Regions from separate parts of the Homo sapiens genome. Here all the other regions are linked to region 2. The links are chromatin loops, found by intact Hi-C in ENCODE. Cell type or tissue: B cell. All regions are shown on one strand.

Region 1 (5,000 bases), 100 kb before region 2:
CCATCCTGTGTGCAACCACAATCCTCCCTCCCGGTCCCTGACTCCCTCTCCCCTCTCTTTTTTTTTTTAGATGGAGTCTCGCTCTGTCTCCCAGGCTGGCGTGCAGTGGCGCGATCTCAGCTCACTGCAACCTCACCTCCCAGGTTCAAGCAATTCTCCTGCCTCAGCCTCCTGAGTAGCTGGGATTACAGGCACCTGCCTCCACACCCAGCTAATTTTTGTATTTTCAGTAGAGACAGGGGTTTCACCATGTTGTACAGGCTGGTCTCGAACTCCTGACCCCAACTGATCCGCCTGCCTCGGCCTCCCAAAATGCTGGGATTAGAGGTGTGAGCCACCTCGCCCAGCCCCTCCCCCTCCTCTTTCCTGAGTTATTTTCTTCTTGGCATTCACATCCATTGACACATGCAGCGTTCACCTGCTCACCAACCCAGGGAGGTCACCATGACCTCCTACCAGCCACTCAAAGCATCTACCAAGGACCAAGCCACACAGGCTTACCCCATTCACATGTAAGCTCCATGGCCGAGGTTTGTCTGTTTTGTTCACTGCCGCAGCCTCTGCACTTACATCCGCCCCTGGCCTACTGGGCACTGCTGAAAGGACCGAAGAGCTTATGGAAGTGACTTCAGTTGCATCATAAATGAGGGTAGGCACCCGCAGGACAGGGCAGCCCATCGGCCTTTCAATTACATTTCTTGCTTTTCTCTGTTCTTATTTCTTTCTTTCTTTCTTTCTTTCTTTTTTCTGAGACAGAGTCTCGCTGTGTCTCCCAGGCTGGAGTGCAGTGGCATGATCTTGGCTCAATGCCTTCCAGTTCAAGCAATTCTCCTGCCTTAGCCTCCCGAGTAGCTGGGATTACAGACACCCACCACCATGCACAGCTAATTTTTTTGTATTTTTAGTAGAGATGGGGTTTCACCATGTTGATCAAGCTGGTCTCGAACTTCTGAGCTCAGGTGATCTGCCCACCTCAGCCTCCCAAAGTGCTGGGATTACAGGCGTGAGCCACCGTGCCCAGCCTCTTCTTCCTTTTTTTAAAGACAAGGTCTCTTTCTGTTGCCCGGGCTGGAGTGCAGCGGTACGATCAAGGCTCACTGCAGCCTCAACTTCCCAGGCTCAGGCAATCCTCCCACCTCAGCCTCCCAAGTAGCTGGCACTACAGGCACATGCCTCCACACCTAGCTAATTTTTTAATTTTTTATTTGTAGGGACAGGATCTCACTATGTTGCCCAGGCTGGTCTCACTCTCCTGGGCTCAAGCAATCCTCCCACCTCAGCCTCCCAAGTAGCTGGGGCTGCAGGTGTGTGCCACTGCACCTGGCATACATTTCTCGCTTTTCTACTGAATTTCCTCAGCTACCAGATCCGCAGCCCTCCTCTATTCATGGGTTCGGAATGTTCCTCGTGCAAACGTCCCAGAGAGATTTAGCCCTTGCAGGTGGCTAGTTATCGTGATGCCTTCCACCCTCCTACCAGACGCTTCCTCCCCTGCTGCCTGGCTTGGGGAGCCTCCATGGAGGCTCAGAGGCTCCACAGCAGTGTGGACGGGTAAAGCCTCCAGCAAGGCTTCTGCCTCACTTGGACCACCTAGAACTTGCCGCAGGACCTGAATCACACTGGAGACCGGCTGCAGGAACTGTTCCAGGCATCAGTTCCCACTGCAGAGCCTGGGAAGGGAGCTGTCCGGCTCCCCAGGCTCTGCAGTGGGAGGTGATGCCCGGAACAGGCATCTCAAAAGTGTGGGTCACCACCCATTAGTGGCCTTGAAATCAATTTACTGGAATAAGACCAGAATCTTTCTTAATGAAATGGAACAGACTAGAAAACATCAGCATGTACAGTATTGTCTGAGGTGAAGTATTGTTTCAGGACATTTTTTGTCTAGGCATCAAGGCAGAAACTATCAAATCAGAATTTCTGGGGCATCAGGTTTTTTTTTTTTTTAGCTCCCCAGTTAATTCTAATGTGAAGCCAGGAACAGGAGCTGCAGGAGGGCGGTTCTGTCCTTCCGAGAAACAAGGCGTCCCCACCACGGCTGTGAGCCAGTGCCTGCCGCCCGACAGCCACAGCACTGTGGCACTGAGGACCAGCTTTCCCTGAAGTCCGCCTGCATCAAACAGGTCTACCCCATGCCTAGGCAAGACCTTCCTCTTTCTCACTTCCTTTTGAAAGTCCACACTTCTCAGGGAGCGGGGAGGGTACCCTCCCGACTTCCCGTTTGCCCCTGCCTGCCTGATTGGATCTTTCTCCACTGCTGTGGCTGGACAAGCCTCTGGGACGACTTCAGCAGCCTCAGGAGAGGACTTCCAGAATCTGATCGCCAGGGGTCAGTATCTCAAGCAGACAGTCACGACAGCAGACCAACTCCACCCTAAGAAAGCACAGTTGTCAGTCACCCCTCAAACAGAGGTAGCACCCCAGTGTCCTCACCAATGCAAGGGGCCACAGCCTCTGGGAAATCTGCTTCTTGCTTCTCTGGCCGAGGACTGGGGCATACAGGACCTCACTTTCTGACAAGTGAGTGTTGAAGCCCAGGCCAGGGGGAAGTGTGTTTTTGAACTGTCATGTCAGAGCACCTTCCGGAGCTACAGCTGGAAAGGCTGCTTGCGGAAGTGCCAGGACGACCAAACCCCGCTGCTCTTCAGACACCTTGTGGCTGCCCCAACCAGAACCTTGGATGCTCCTGGGGCCACGCCCCCTAGCTCAGACCCGCACACAAGATACCACCAAGACTCATACACACTGCCAGTGGGGAGCTACGGTAAGTGGGATGGTGTTCCACAGACTGGGGCTCCCTCCCTGTGTCCGTCTCCCTGCTGTCCTGGTCCACCGTCTCAACCGCCCAGCTGGAAATCTTGGAACTCTTCCCCTGCCGTCATGAATGATAGGCAATTTTTGCTTTTTGTTGTTGTTGTTCTGAGACTGAGTTTGGCTCTGTCGCCCAGGCCAGGGTGCAGTGGCAGGATCTTGGCTCACTGCAATCTCCGCCCCCCCAGGTTCAAGCGGTTCTCCTGCCTCAGCCTCCGGAATAGCTGAAATTACAGGTGCCCGCCACCATACCTGGCTAATTGTTCATACTTTTAGTAGAGACGGGGTTTCACCATGTTGGTCAGGCTGGTCTCAAACTCCTGACGTCAAGTGATCCACTCGCCTCGGCCTCCCGAAGAGCTGGGATTACAGGCGTGAGCCACCACGCACAGCCTGGGTATTGTCTTTATTTTAAATTACGCATGGGGAAATGCCATCATCTTTCAGCATTTAGGGTTTATAAGGATTTATTATTATTGTTATTTTTGAGACAGTCTCGCTCTGTCGCCCCGGCTGGAGTGCAGTGGCCACGATTTCAGCTCACCACAACCTCCGCCTCCTAGGTTCAAGTGATTCTCGTGCCTCAGTCTCCTGAGTAGCTGGGATTACAGGCGCCCACCACCACGCCCAGTTAATTTTTGTATTTTTAGTAGAGACAGGGTTTCACCATGTTGGTCAGGCTGGTCTCGAACGCCTGGTCTGAAGTAATCCTCTGACCTTACTCAGCCGTCCAACGTGCTGGGTTACAGGCATGAGCCACCGTGCCTGGCCTATAAGGATCTTAATGTGGCTCTGCAACTACTCATTCCAAAAGAAAATGACAGATTAACCAAGTAGAAGAATTTATGAAACACTTGCTACCACCAGGTCCAATATAAGCATGAGGTATAGACCGTAACTCAAATAGCTCTCCAAGTTACCATGCAGAAAGCATTCTGAGAACAAATGAGTGTTCCGGTCTGGTTATGGGACAAGATATGCCTGCAAGAGGTGCTATGTGCATAGAATCAATGGAAAAGGTGACAGAAAAGGCATGAACTTAAAAGGCGTGAAGAGACATCCAAACCCCAAGTTTATTGCAGCGCTATTCACAACGGCCAAGACATGGAATCAACCTAGGTGTCCAACAACAGATGAATGGATACAGAAAATGTACATATACAACATGGAATACTACTCAGCCATAAAAAAGAGTGAAATCCTTGGGATGGAACTGGAGGATATTATAGTAAGGTCACACAGTGCATTTTGAGAGCTTGTTTGGAGGTTCTAGCAGGGGAGTGCAGCTACTCGTGTACCCTTGACTGAAGATGAGTCCTCCTCTATTGGGGATGGTCATCCTCTTGGACCGAGCACACAGCTTTGGGAGGGACGCACATGGAGTGGTGAGGGAGGAAGGGGACACCCACCTAGCCAGCCAGATCAGCCAAATCAACCCTGACGATTACTGGGGTGACAGATGTCACAGCCAGATTGCCCTCACATCCCACACAGTGCATTTTGTATCTTTTTTTTTTTTTTTTGAGAGGGAGTCTCACTCTGTCGCCCAGGCTGGAGTGCAGTGGCACGATCTCGGCTCACTGCAACCTCTGCCTCCTGGGTTCAAGTGATTCTCCTGCCTCAGCTCCCCAGGTAGCTGGAATTACAGGCGCCCACCCCCACCCCTGGCTAATTTTTGGATTTTTAGTAGAGACAGGGTTTCACCATGTTGGCCAGCCTGGTCTCGAACTCCTGACCTCAGGTGATCCACCCGCCTTGGCCTCCCAAGTGCTGGGATTATAGGCATGAGCCACCGCACCCGGCCTTATTGTTATTTATTATTAGAACTTTCACCTGCTATTCCCTTGTCCCTCTGAAGGTGGAACGTACAAAAATCCTTGGAACACTGCTGTCTGAAGACATTGTTATAGGATTCTAGACTTGAAAAGGACCTCAACGATTTATTCAAGACCACAGTCTCTTAGAGCCACGCCTCCATCACCTGAGATGAGTCACCGTCTACACCATCTGTCTTATTTATTTCTCTTTAGAGAGACAGGGTCTTGCTCTGTCACTCAGGCTGGAGTGCAGTGGTGTGATCGTAGCTCACTGCAGCCTTGAACTCCTGGGCTCAAGCAATCCTCCCATCTCAGACTCCAGAGTAGCTGGGACTACAAGTTCACGCCACCACCCCCAGCTGATTTTTAATT
Region 2 (5,000 bases):
AAAGACAAAGGTGCCATGTGAGCAGGGAAGTTATTTTTGTTTTTTACAAAGGTGAAGTAATAGGCTGTGAGTAATGCCCACTGCTCCTTCAGCCCCAGGTACATGCAGTGAGGCGGTACCCACAGAGCCGCGTGGCACTCCTCAACCTGCTAGAGCAGCCGGCCTCCTGCAGGATGGCTTAAGGACCACCTGGTCCTTGGGGTCTGGGTTCTCCGGGTCCTGCTGTTCCCTGCAGCCTTCCTTCTACCCCCAGAGCAGCTTGGGGGCATCTTTAGAGAAAGCGGCAGTGTCGCACCTGCCCCAGCAGCCACAAAACAGAGGAAATTCTGAGCACCTCCGGGCGTGAGTCACCATACCACATTCAGGAATTGCCACCTCTGCCCACAGAATCACCCACTCTTTTCTGTTTGGGACCAAAATAGATACCTCCTTCAGAAGCCGCTGCTTTCTGTACTCTCAGCAATAAAAAAACAAAGGCTAGGATAGGTGTGTGCCTCTGAGGCGTGAGGGGGGGCGCGTTTTCTCCCCTGGGAAGGTTTTCAGAGAGAAGTTGTTGCTACAGCAGTACAGGCAGCTGATGGGTTGAGGGTACAGGAGGAAGAGGGAAAGTCAGGGAGATTGGAGACAACCTCTTGTGTGGTAGGACTTCCGGCTATTGGTTTGTTCATTCCTTTGTTCATTCATTCATTCAGCAAATGTTCATTGAGGAACTGCTATGTGTCAGGCACAGGGTTTGAGACACAGAGATGAATAAGAGCCCATCCTTGACCTCTGCACAGACAATTATGACACAGGCTAAGTGCTGAGATACAAGTTTAAAGAAGGAGTCGATGGAACACACAGATCGATGTTCATTACCCCTGCAAAACCCAGCACATCTCACATCAGGGACTGCCTCATTCACATCATGTTAGATGTGACAGAGAGGACAGCAGAGAGCGTTGTTTTGTCATCAACTACTAAAATTATTAAAACCAAACACCACTAATTTTGAACTTCAGGTAGACAGAGGATGTAGAGTTTTCCTTTGCTCAAGAAATTCCTTTACAGAGAAAATGGGAACATTTCAAGTGGGAGTATTTCAATTCCTTTAATAACAACCTGTTTTCTAGCTCCCACATTCCCCAAGTATTCTAGAAGCACCTTTCATAATGGACAGCTCTGACCAACTGCCCCACACACATGCATGTGAACCGTTCTCCAATCCTAAAAGTCTGTGACTTCTCCAAGGAAAGGAGGAAGGAATCGTATTAGTCCAGTTTACATTATTATATACTTTGTAGCAAAGCAGCAATGTTTCCTTAAAAAATTCTATATATATATATATATATATATATAGCTGGGCATGATGGCTCACGTCTGTAATCCCAGCACTTTGGGAGGCTGAGGCGGGCAGATCACCTGAGGTCAGGAGTTCGAGAACAGCTGACCAACATGGTGAAACCCCGTCTCTACTAAAAATACAAAAGTTAGCCAGGTGTGGTGGCACATGCCTGTAATCCCAGCTACTCAGGGAGGCTGAGGCAGGAGAATCCCCTGAACCTGGAGGCTGAGGTTGCAGTGAGCCGAGATTGAGCCACTGCACTCCAGCCTGGGTGACAGAGGGAAACTCCGTCTCAAAAAAAAAAAGAAAAAAAATATATATATATATATATATATATTTGTGTGTATTTTCTCCTCATGAAATGAGCTCCTTGAAGCAAATCGGCCCATCTTTTCAGAGAAAGATCAGTTTATTACGTCACCAAGTAAAGGGCAAAGGAATCATTTCTAAAAGTTTCGTTTGAAGTCCCCGGAGTTAAAGTTGACGTCAGCCTCTTCCTGCCCTGGTGCCCCGAGAGTTTCCCGGGAGTTTTGGGGATGACACCCGGCTGCATGCGTGACATCTCGCTGGCTGGGGGCAGGCCTGGTGGCTTCCCCGACAATGAAACCAGGCAGAGCCTGCAACCCAGCTGAGCACCAGTGTGGTCTCTGCTTCCGGTCCTTGTGGTAGCACCTCTGTTTACAGCCTGATTTAGAACAAAAAGAACTTTTGTAAAGGAGAAAACTCCTTATATTAAATGGAAAGCAAAACAAACAATTACCAAAAAAAAAAAAAAGTTGGAGGGGTGTTTCAGAATAAAAGAGCCGTCTCTCCAGACATCTGTCTGACGCCCAGGTGGCGCTGAGACCACAGGGTGAGCCTTTTGGCTGGAGATGTTGATCCCTGGTTTACTGCACTTCGGGCTTTCACTACCTTTCACCCACCGGACCATCAGTTTCACTTTCCCTCTCCCAGCGTCTCTCAAGCTCTGCTTCTCTGGCCCCGTTTTCAATCTAGTGCAAGAGGACCTGTAGCCAGGGCACCCATCCTCCTCCTCCTCGTCCTGCACTGGGATCCCAGCTCTGAGCACTCCCGGGCCAGGGAGGCCTTGCTGCGTGCTCTGCTTCTGTGATCTTACAGATTCCTCATGGCCACCATAGGAGATGGGGACTGTTAGCACTATTCCCCCACCCCAACCACCTTTTTTTTGAGACAGAGTCTCACTCTGTTGCCCAGACTGGAGTGCAGTGGTATGATCTCGGCTCACTGCAACCTCTGCCTCCCGGGTTCAAGAGATTCTCATGCCTCAGCCTCCCCAGTAGCTGGGATTACAGGCATGCCCCATCGCCATGCCTGACTAATTTTTGTATTTTTAGTAGAGACAGGTTAGTAGAGACCATGTTGGCCAGGCTGGTCTCAAACTCCTGACCTCAATTGATCCACCAGTCTCAGCCTCCCAAAGTGCTGGGATTACAGGCTTGAGCCACCACGCCCTGCCACCATTCCCATTTTACGGATGAGGAAACTGAGACCATGAGGCAGTAATTCACTCTCCCAAGAAAGCAAGGAGCCAGTAGATCTGAGCAGAACCCATGCATTCAGGCCGACACAGGAAGCAAGCTGTCAACAGGCACTGTTCATCTCCTGGGCTGCCTAGGCAGGCCCTGAAGCTCTGGTTTTCAGTCACCCTGTTATTCATCCCCAAGTTAATCTCCCCTGAAAGCACCTGTCGTGATGCCCTTTCGGCTGCAAGAGCTCCAGTCATTTCCATTGCCTCAGGGGCACTTTGCTACCTCCTCTGCCTGGCACACAACATGCTCCCCAGCCAAGACTGTTCCCTCAGCACATAGCACGCCTTGGCCAGCAGGTCTCCTCCTGTCCTTCAAAGGGAACCTCCTCATTTGTGATTTCAAAGCTGGACTCCCAGGAACACCCTCCTCCCTTACTGGAACAATCTTCCCCATCTTGTCTGCCTACCGGAATTTTTCCCAACCAGAAAAGCGTCTTGAGAGAATGGAAAAGTCTTATGAATTTGGAAAGTTGACAGCTTGAATTCAAATCCTAGCTTGAACTTGTGAATTTCTACTTTCCTTTACGAAAACCTTTGCATGCCATTCTGTGCAGGCACTAGCAAGGTGGTGGGAGGGAGATGGATACAGTAGGGTGAGTGCCGTGTAAAGAAAAGGGAGCAAAGTCTGGGACTGCAGAGAAATGCCACAAAGCACAGACAGAAGAGTCCCGGAGGCTTCCCAGAGAAAGATGACAGCCAATGGGAGACCTCCAGGGAAAGCAGGAGTTAAGAAGGTAGAAATGCATTAGGGAAGTGTGGCATGAGCATGATGGTCAATTTCAATGTGTCCACTTGCCTGGGCTAAGGGATGCCCAGATAGCTGGCTAAACAGTCTCTCTGGGGGTGTCTGTGAGGGTATTTCCAGGAGACACTAGCATTTGAATTGAATAGACTGGGTAAATTTCTTGTTGGTAGACTGAGTAAAGAAAATCACCCTCACCAGTGTGGTGGGGATCATCCAACCATAGAGGACCAGAATAGAACAAGAAGGCAGAGGAAGGTTGCATTCTCTCTGTTCAAGCTGGGACATCCGTCGTCTGCTCTTGGACATTTGCACTCCTGGTTCTCCAGCTTTTGGACTCTGGGACTTACAGCAGGGCCCCTCTGCTCCTCAGGCCTTCAGTCTTAGACTGAGCCACACCACCAGCTTTCCTAGTTATCCAGCTCCAGCTGGCATATTGTGGGACTTCTCAGCCTCCATAATTGAGTGAGCCAACTCCCATTATAAATATTCTCTTATTTATCTACATACATCCTATTGGTTTTGTTTCTCTAGAGAAATTCTGTTTCCCTGAATAATACAATGACCAAGGCCCAAGACAAAACACATGGTGAGCTCCAAGAGCCACGCAGAGTCCCGCAAGGCAGGAGAGCTCAGGCACATAGTGGAAGCAGAGATTTTGAAGTTGGGCATGAGCTGTGTCTTGGAGTCTCCCCATGTCACTGGGCTTAAACTGTGTCCTGGAAGGAACAGAACATCCCAGAGGGGTCTCAGTCAGGGCATGGCTTGTACTTTGGAGAGACAGCATTGGGTTTATGTGAAGAATGAAGGAAGAAGAGAAAGCACTGGGTTTATGTGAAGAATGAAGGGAAGCAGAAAGGCAAACCCATAGGGCATTGAGTAACCTCCATGGAAGTCCATGAGGGTAGGGTTTTAACCTCGGTGGGCCTCAGCTTCTGTTCGTATAAAATGGGAATAACACAGACCCTGCTGGGTGCTGTAAGGCTACATAAGCTAGCCTGCCTAGAGTGACCAGAGCACACAGTAGGTGCTCACTAAATGTGACTTGCTGGGCTTCTAGTCTGCATGGCCAAAGGCCCTTCCCTCGGACCTTTCCGTGTGGATGCCTCACAGGCTGCTCAGTCTACACATCCAGAACTGTCCTCCCTCCCTGGAACCTACTCTTTCTCCTCTCTTTGCTATCTCAATGAATGGCACCCCATCCTCCCCATCGCCCAGGAAATCTGGGCAAAATCCTCATTTCTTCCTTGCTGTCCTCCATGCACCTAATAATCCAGCCTCAATTTTTGGCAATTCCAACTTCTAAAATCTCTTAACGCCAGCAACCCCTCTTCTTGCTTACTTATCACCACCCACCTCAGGACTCCCATGACAGCCTTCCTGTG
Region 3 (5,000 bases), 210 kb after region 2:
CCGCGCCCAGCACCACATTATCTTGTTAATAATGAATTGTAAGCCTCTGGAAGCTTTTCCTCTTTCCTCCCTTTCTTCATTCTTTAATGTTTTTCTCGCTGAAAGAGCACTGAAAAGGATAGCTAAAATATAGTGCCGGAGCTCAAGGATCTCACAGTCTAATGGAGGAGAGAAATACCAGAGAAGGAGCAATTCGTGTCAGGGATGGGGGATCTGGTTGGGCTTCACAAAAGATGAAATAATTTGGGTCTGTGTCCCCACCAAATCTCATGTTGAATTGTAATCCCCAATGTTGGAGGTGGGCCGTGGTGGGAAGTGTTTGGGTCGTGGGGTTGGATCCCTCACAGTAGTGAGTTGTCATGAGATCTGGTTGTTTAAAAATGCGCCCCCCGCCGCCGCTCCCTCTCCCGCCATGTCAGTCGCCTGCTCCCCTTCGCCTTCCGCCATGATTGGAAGCCCCCGGAAGCCTCCCCAGAAGCTGTTGCCGGTGCTATGCGACCTGTACAGCCTGCAGAACCGTGAGCCAATTGAACCTTGTTTTCTATAAATTATGCAGTCTCAGGTATTTCTTCATAGCAATGAGAGAACAGACTAATATAGAAGACAACACCATGAGTTGGAGAAGAGCATTCCAGCTCACGCCATGGCCTCAGGGGCATCCTACTCTTGATTTTCTTTGATGTATACATGAAGGGGATGGTGGCAGAAACACTTTCAATGAATTTGTGCTCTTGGAGTCACCTTTACATCAATTCGAGGGGGAAATGCCGTGATTAAGCCATTCGCTAAGTAAAGCTGTCAAATAGCAGCTTCTGGTGCATGTAGACCAGGCAGTCACATTTGGTGATTTAGGGGCTGTGTGAAGACCCCGCGCCTACCGTTAAACAATCTATCCAAATCACTCCCATCTCTACAAATATACGACAGCTGCCACAGAAATCTCTTGTTTTCGCTCTGGAGGGAGAATGCCTCCAGTAACTGGTTTACTTATAGGGCCAGCTTATTAAACTTACAGTTTACTTATTTATTTTTATTTGTTTGTTTTGGTTTTTGTTTTGTTATTGTTGTTTTTTGAACTTACAGTATAAAAAACAGTAACTCAGACATTTGAATCCTGCCCCACCACTAATCAGCTTCTTGCCTTGGCCAATCCCAACCTGAGTCAGTACCCTTATTCGTACAATGGATTTAGTAACACCTGCTTTATGCAGTAATTACAAAGGTTAAAATAATCCATACCTGTTAAATAACTGGCCAGTGCTTGGCCAAAATAGAATCCCCAAATAGTTTGAATCTGTGTCACGAGACTCTGACAGCACAGGGCACTGATGCACAGAAAGGGTGTCATTGTGTCACTGAAGAGGTGTGATTGATGGGCGGGGTCTGGTGTTTATTTGCAGCACCAGAGAGGGGGCCTCCCACCGAGGAAGGAAATGCCAGAAATAAAGGGGCAATGAGGGGGCGTGAGGGTGAGGACATGACCCGCGTCACCAGGGCAGTCGTGGGCTGAAGCCTTTCTGTATGTCCTCCTGCCCCCCGGTCACCTGCAGCGAGTGAGACCTTCCAGGGCCACATGACATGAACCGTGGGAACAGCACCTTCACTAGGCTGTGCCTGACTTTCGAAGGGGTTTTCAGGAGAGCTTTGGACAAAGCGTGGAGGCACGAATTCTCAAAAAATCCAAATGAGGGCCCCAGAGCCACTGGCCTCCCCACTTTCTGCAGCAGGACCTGGGTGGACACTGGTGCCCACAGACCCCCCAGACAGGACACGAGGTGCCCCGCGAGGTGGAAATACATCTTCTTCCCGCCTCACAGTGCAGCAGAGAAGCACTGACTTTCTAGCTGCTTTAGCCACACACAATGGCACCTCTGTTCCTGTCCAGTGAGCTTGCTGCCTCCAGGGACACTGCCGGGGCCCATCGTGGCCATGCCGGGAACATGCAGTCCTTTGATAATCGCCCTTTATCCCGGCCTCTAAATCAAAGCGGCAAACATGCTGACAACAACTCCAGCAAACGCAACCGATGCTTTCAGGTCTGACCCTGAAACGGAGACCCACCTCCGTGGGGAGAAGCACACGCTTCTCTGGGCTGTAGGCTCGACGGAAACAGGAACTGCGGGCCCTGCACACAGCTGCGCTCGCCGGGGCAGCTCAGACTCACATCCCCAGGGGGATGCGAGTTATCCAGAACGGCGTTCCTGACCCCCAGAGGGGTGAGTCACCCCGGCCCGCCTTTCCACGTGCTGTGTGAAGCCTGTGGACAACTTCAGATGCCTTGTTGTTTTTTTATCGAGGTGAAATTCAAGTAACGTAAAATGAACCATTTAAAGTGAAAAATTCGGGCCGGGTGCAGTGGCTCACACCTGTAATCCCAGCACTTTGGGAGACCGAGGTGGGAGGATCGTTTGAGCCCAGGAGTTCGAGACCAGCCTGGACAACATAGTGAGACCCTGTCCCCGAAAAAAGAAAAACAAAATTAGCCGGGCATGGTAGTGTGCACCTGTGTTCCCAGCTACTCCGGAGGCTGAGGTGGGAGGATGGCTTAAGCCTGGTGGGGGTTGAGGCTGCAATGAGCTATGATTGTCCCACTGCACTCCCAGCCTGGGTGACAGAGAGAGGCCCTGTCTCAAAAAAAAACTAAAATAAATAAATAAATAAAAGGAATAATTCAGTGGCATTTAAAACATTCACTGTTCTGCAGGCACCACCGCTATCTAGCTCCAAAGTGTTCTCCTCACCCCAAATACAACCCCGCACCCATGTGCAGTCACTCTTCATTCTCCCCTCCCAGACTGTGACGGCAACGTGCCAGGGACTGTGCTCAGGGCAGAAGCACAGTGGTCAACACAGCGGTTGCAGTCCCTGCCAACATGGGGTCCAGTCTAACGTGACATCCAGATACAAAACAACTGGAAATGGCACGTGTTACAGGAGCCTATGACAGAAGTGCTAAGCAGGGGCCGGGCGCCGTGGCTCACGCCTGTAATCCCAACACTTTAGGAGGCCGAGGAGGGTCAGGGGTTCAAGACCAGCCTGGCCAACATGGTGAAACTCAGTCGGTACTAAAAATACAAAAATTAGCCAGGCGTGGTGGTGCACGCCTTTAATCCCAGCTACTCAGGAGGCTGAGGCAGGAGAATCACTTGAACCCAGGAGGCAGAGGTTGCAGTGAGCCGAGATTGTGCCACTGCACTCCAGCTTGGGTGACAAAGCGAGACTCCGTCTCAAAAAGAAAAAAAAAAACACTGCTGAGCGGGTCCAAGCTCAGAGTTCCCATACGATGCCCTGCTGAGGTGGGCTTGACGGTCATCCCCATTCTCCAGATGAACAAACTGGAATCTTGAGAGGTTAAATGCCCTGCTCAAGGTTAGACCACCAATAAATGGCAAAGTTGGGATTCAAACAAAGGTCCCTGTGACATCCACCAAGTTGCTTTCTGTCTCTATGGATTTAATTATCCCGTACATTTCATATCAATGGAATCACACAATATGTGACCTTTTGTGTCTGGCTTCTGTTATTTTAATATTGCAAAGGTTCATCCATGATGTAGCATACTTTAATGCTCGATTCCCTTTTTTTCTTTTTTTATCAGAGTCTCGCTCTGTCACCCAGGCTAGAGTGCAGTGGCGCGATCTTGGCTCACTGCAAGCTCCGCCTCCCGGGTTCACGCCATTCTTCTGCCTCAGCCTCCCGAGTAGCTGGGACTACAGGCGCCCGCCACCATGCCCGGCTAATTTTTTGTATTTTTAATAGAGACGGGGTTTCACTCTGTTAGCCAGGATGGCCTTGATCTCTGACCCCGTGATCCGGCCACCTCGGCCTCCCAAAGTGCTGGGATTACAGGTGTGAGCCACCGCGCCCAGCCTCGATTCCCTTTTATAACTGAATCCTATTTCATTGTATGGATGGACACACTTTGTTTCTTCGCTCATCTGCGGATGCACATTTGGCTTGTTTTCCTTTTGGTTTCTGTTGACAGTGTTGCTATGAACATTGGTGCACAGTATCTGTTTGAGTCCCTGCTTTTAATTCTTTAGGAGTGGGATGCTGGATCATAGGATGATTTTGTTTGTTTGTTTGTTTGTTTTGAGACAGGGTCTTGCTCTGTCCCCCAAGCTGGAGTGCAGCGGTGTGATCACGGTTCACTGCAGCCTTGACCTCCCGAGCTCTGGGGATCCTCTCACCTCAGCCCCACAAGTAGTTGGGACTGCAGGCATATGCCACCATGCCTGGCTAATTTTTTGTAATTTTTGTAGAAACAGGGTTTCATCATGTTGCCCAGGCTGGTCTCAAACTCCTGGGCTCTAGCCATCTGCCACCCCATCCTCTCAGTGCTGGGATTACAGGTGTGAGCCACTGCAGCCAGCCTGAGCATCTTTTCATGTGCTTGTTGGCCATTGGTATATCTTTTTTGAGAAATGTCCACTCAAGTTCTTTGCGCAGTTTTTAGTTGGATTGTTCGTTTTTTTGTTGTTGAGTTGTAAGAGCTTTTTTTTTTTGAGACGGAGTCACTCTGTGGCCCAGGCTGGAGTGTAGTGGCGTGATCTCAGCTCACTGCAACCTCCACCTCCTGGGGTCAAGTGATTCTCCTGCCTCAGCCTCCCGAGTAGCTGGGACTACAGGTGCCTACCACCACATCTGGCTAATTTTTTTGTATTTTTTTTTTTTCACCATGTCAGCCAGGTTGGTCTTGAACTCCTGACCTCAAGTGATCTGCCCGCCTCGGCCTCCCAAAGTGCTGGGATTACAGTGTGAGCCACTGCGCCTGGCCTGTAGGAGCTCTTTATATATGAATGAGCTCATAGGCTTCAGCTGTTTTTACCACATTCTGATTTTTCAAATGCTTCCCTCCTCCACTAGACAGGGAGTTCCTTAAGAGCAGGGCCTGGGCCTTTGTTAAACAAACAAACAAACAAACAACAACAACAACAAAAAACAGACCAGGCTCAGTGGCTCACGCCTGTAATCCCAGCATTTTGGGAAGCCAAGGTGGA

The links. Peaks named below come from ENCODE experiments on the same cell type or tissue, not always from the same donor. Only the 100,000 strongest peaks of a DNase experiment are listed, where the experiment ranks them.
Region 1: it touches region 2 in a loop (3-fold over the local background); 2 of 110 quality-filtered maps call a loop at or near these places.
Region 3: it touches region 2 in a loop (9-fold over the local background); 2 of 110 quality-filtered maps call a loop at or near these places.

What each region holds. Positions count from the first base shown.
Region 1 is chr10:6,148,921-6,153,920 of GRCh38, reverse strand. It overlaps MIR3155A (microRNA 3155a), which reads right to left and starts at 1,725; the gene lies at 1,644-1,725. MIR3155B (microRNA 3155b) reads left to right here and starts at 1,659; the gene lies at 1,659-1,714. It also overlaps a transcript of PFKFB3 not described here and the pseudogene RN7SKP78. RefSeq lists an enhancer at 2,306-2,355. In B cell, CTCF peaks have their summits at 2,119 and 2,323 (motif pointing right); DNase peaks (open chromatin) are centred at 2,470 and 2,580; H3K4me3 peaks cover 1,299 bases; H3K27ac peaks cover 1,365 bases.
Region 2 is chr10:6,048,156-6,053,155 of GRCh38, reverse strand. The region is part of intron 1 of IL2RA (interleukin 2 receptor subunit alpha); the gene reads left to right. Among named protein-coding and RNA genes, the nearest start is that of IL2RA, 12 kb to the left of the region's middle. RefSeq lists a cis regulatory region at 130-630 and enhancers at 1,652-1,921, 2,012-2,141, 2,152-2,531. In B cell, CTCF peaks have their summits at 1,939 and 2,140; DNase peaks (open chromatin) are centred at 425, 1,488, 1,895 and 2,205; H3K4me3 peaks cover 2,483 bases; H3K27ac peaks cover 5,000 bases.
Region 3 is chr10:5,837,585-5,842,584 of GRCh38, reverse strand. No RefSeq gene overlaps it. Among named protein-coding and RNA genes, the nearest start is that of TRV-TAC3-1, 14 kb to the left of the region's middle. RefSeq lists enhancers at 1,542-1,591, 1,872-2,051, 2,262-2,561. In B cell, no CTCF peak of the experiment used is centred here; DNase peaks (open chromatin) are centred at 1,514, 2,114 and 3,954; H3K4me3 peaks cover 1,861 bases; H3K27ac peaks cover 4,002 bases.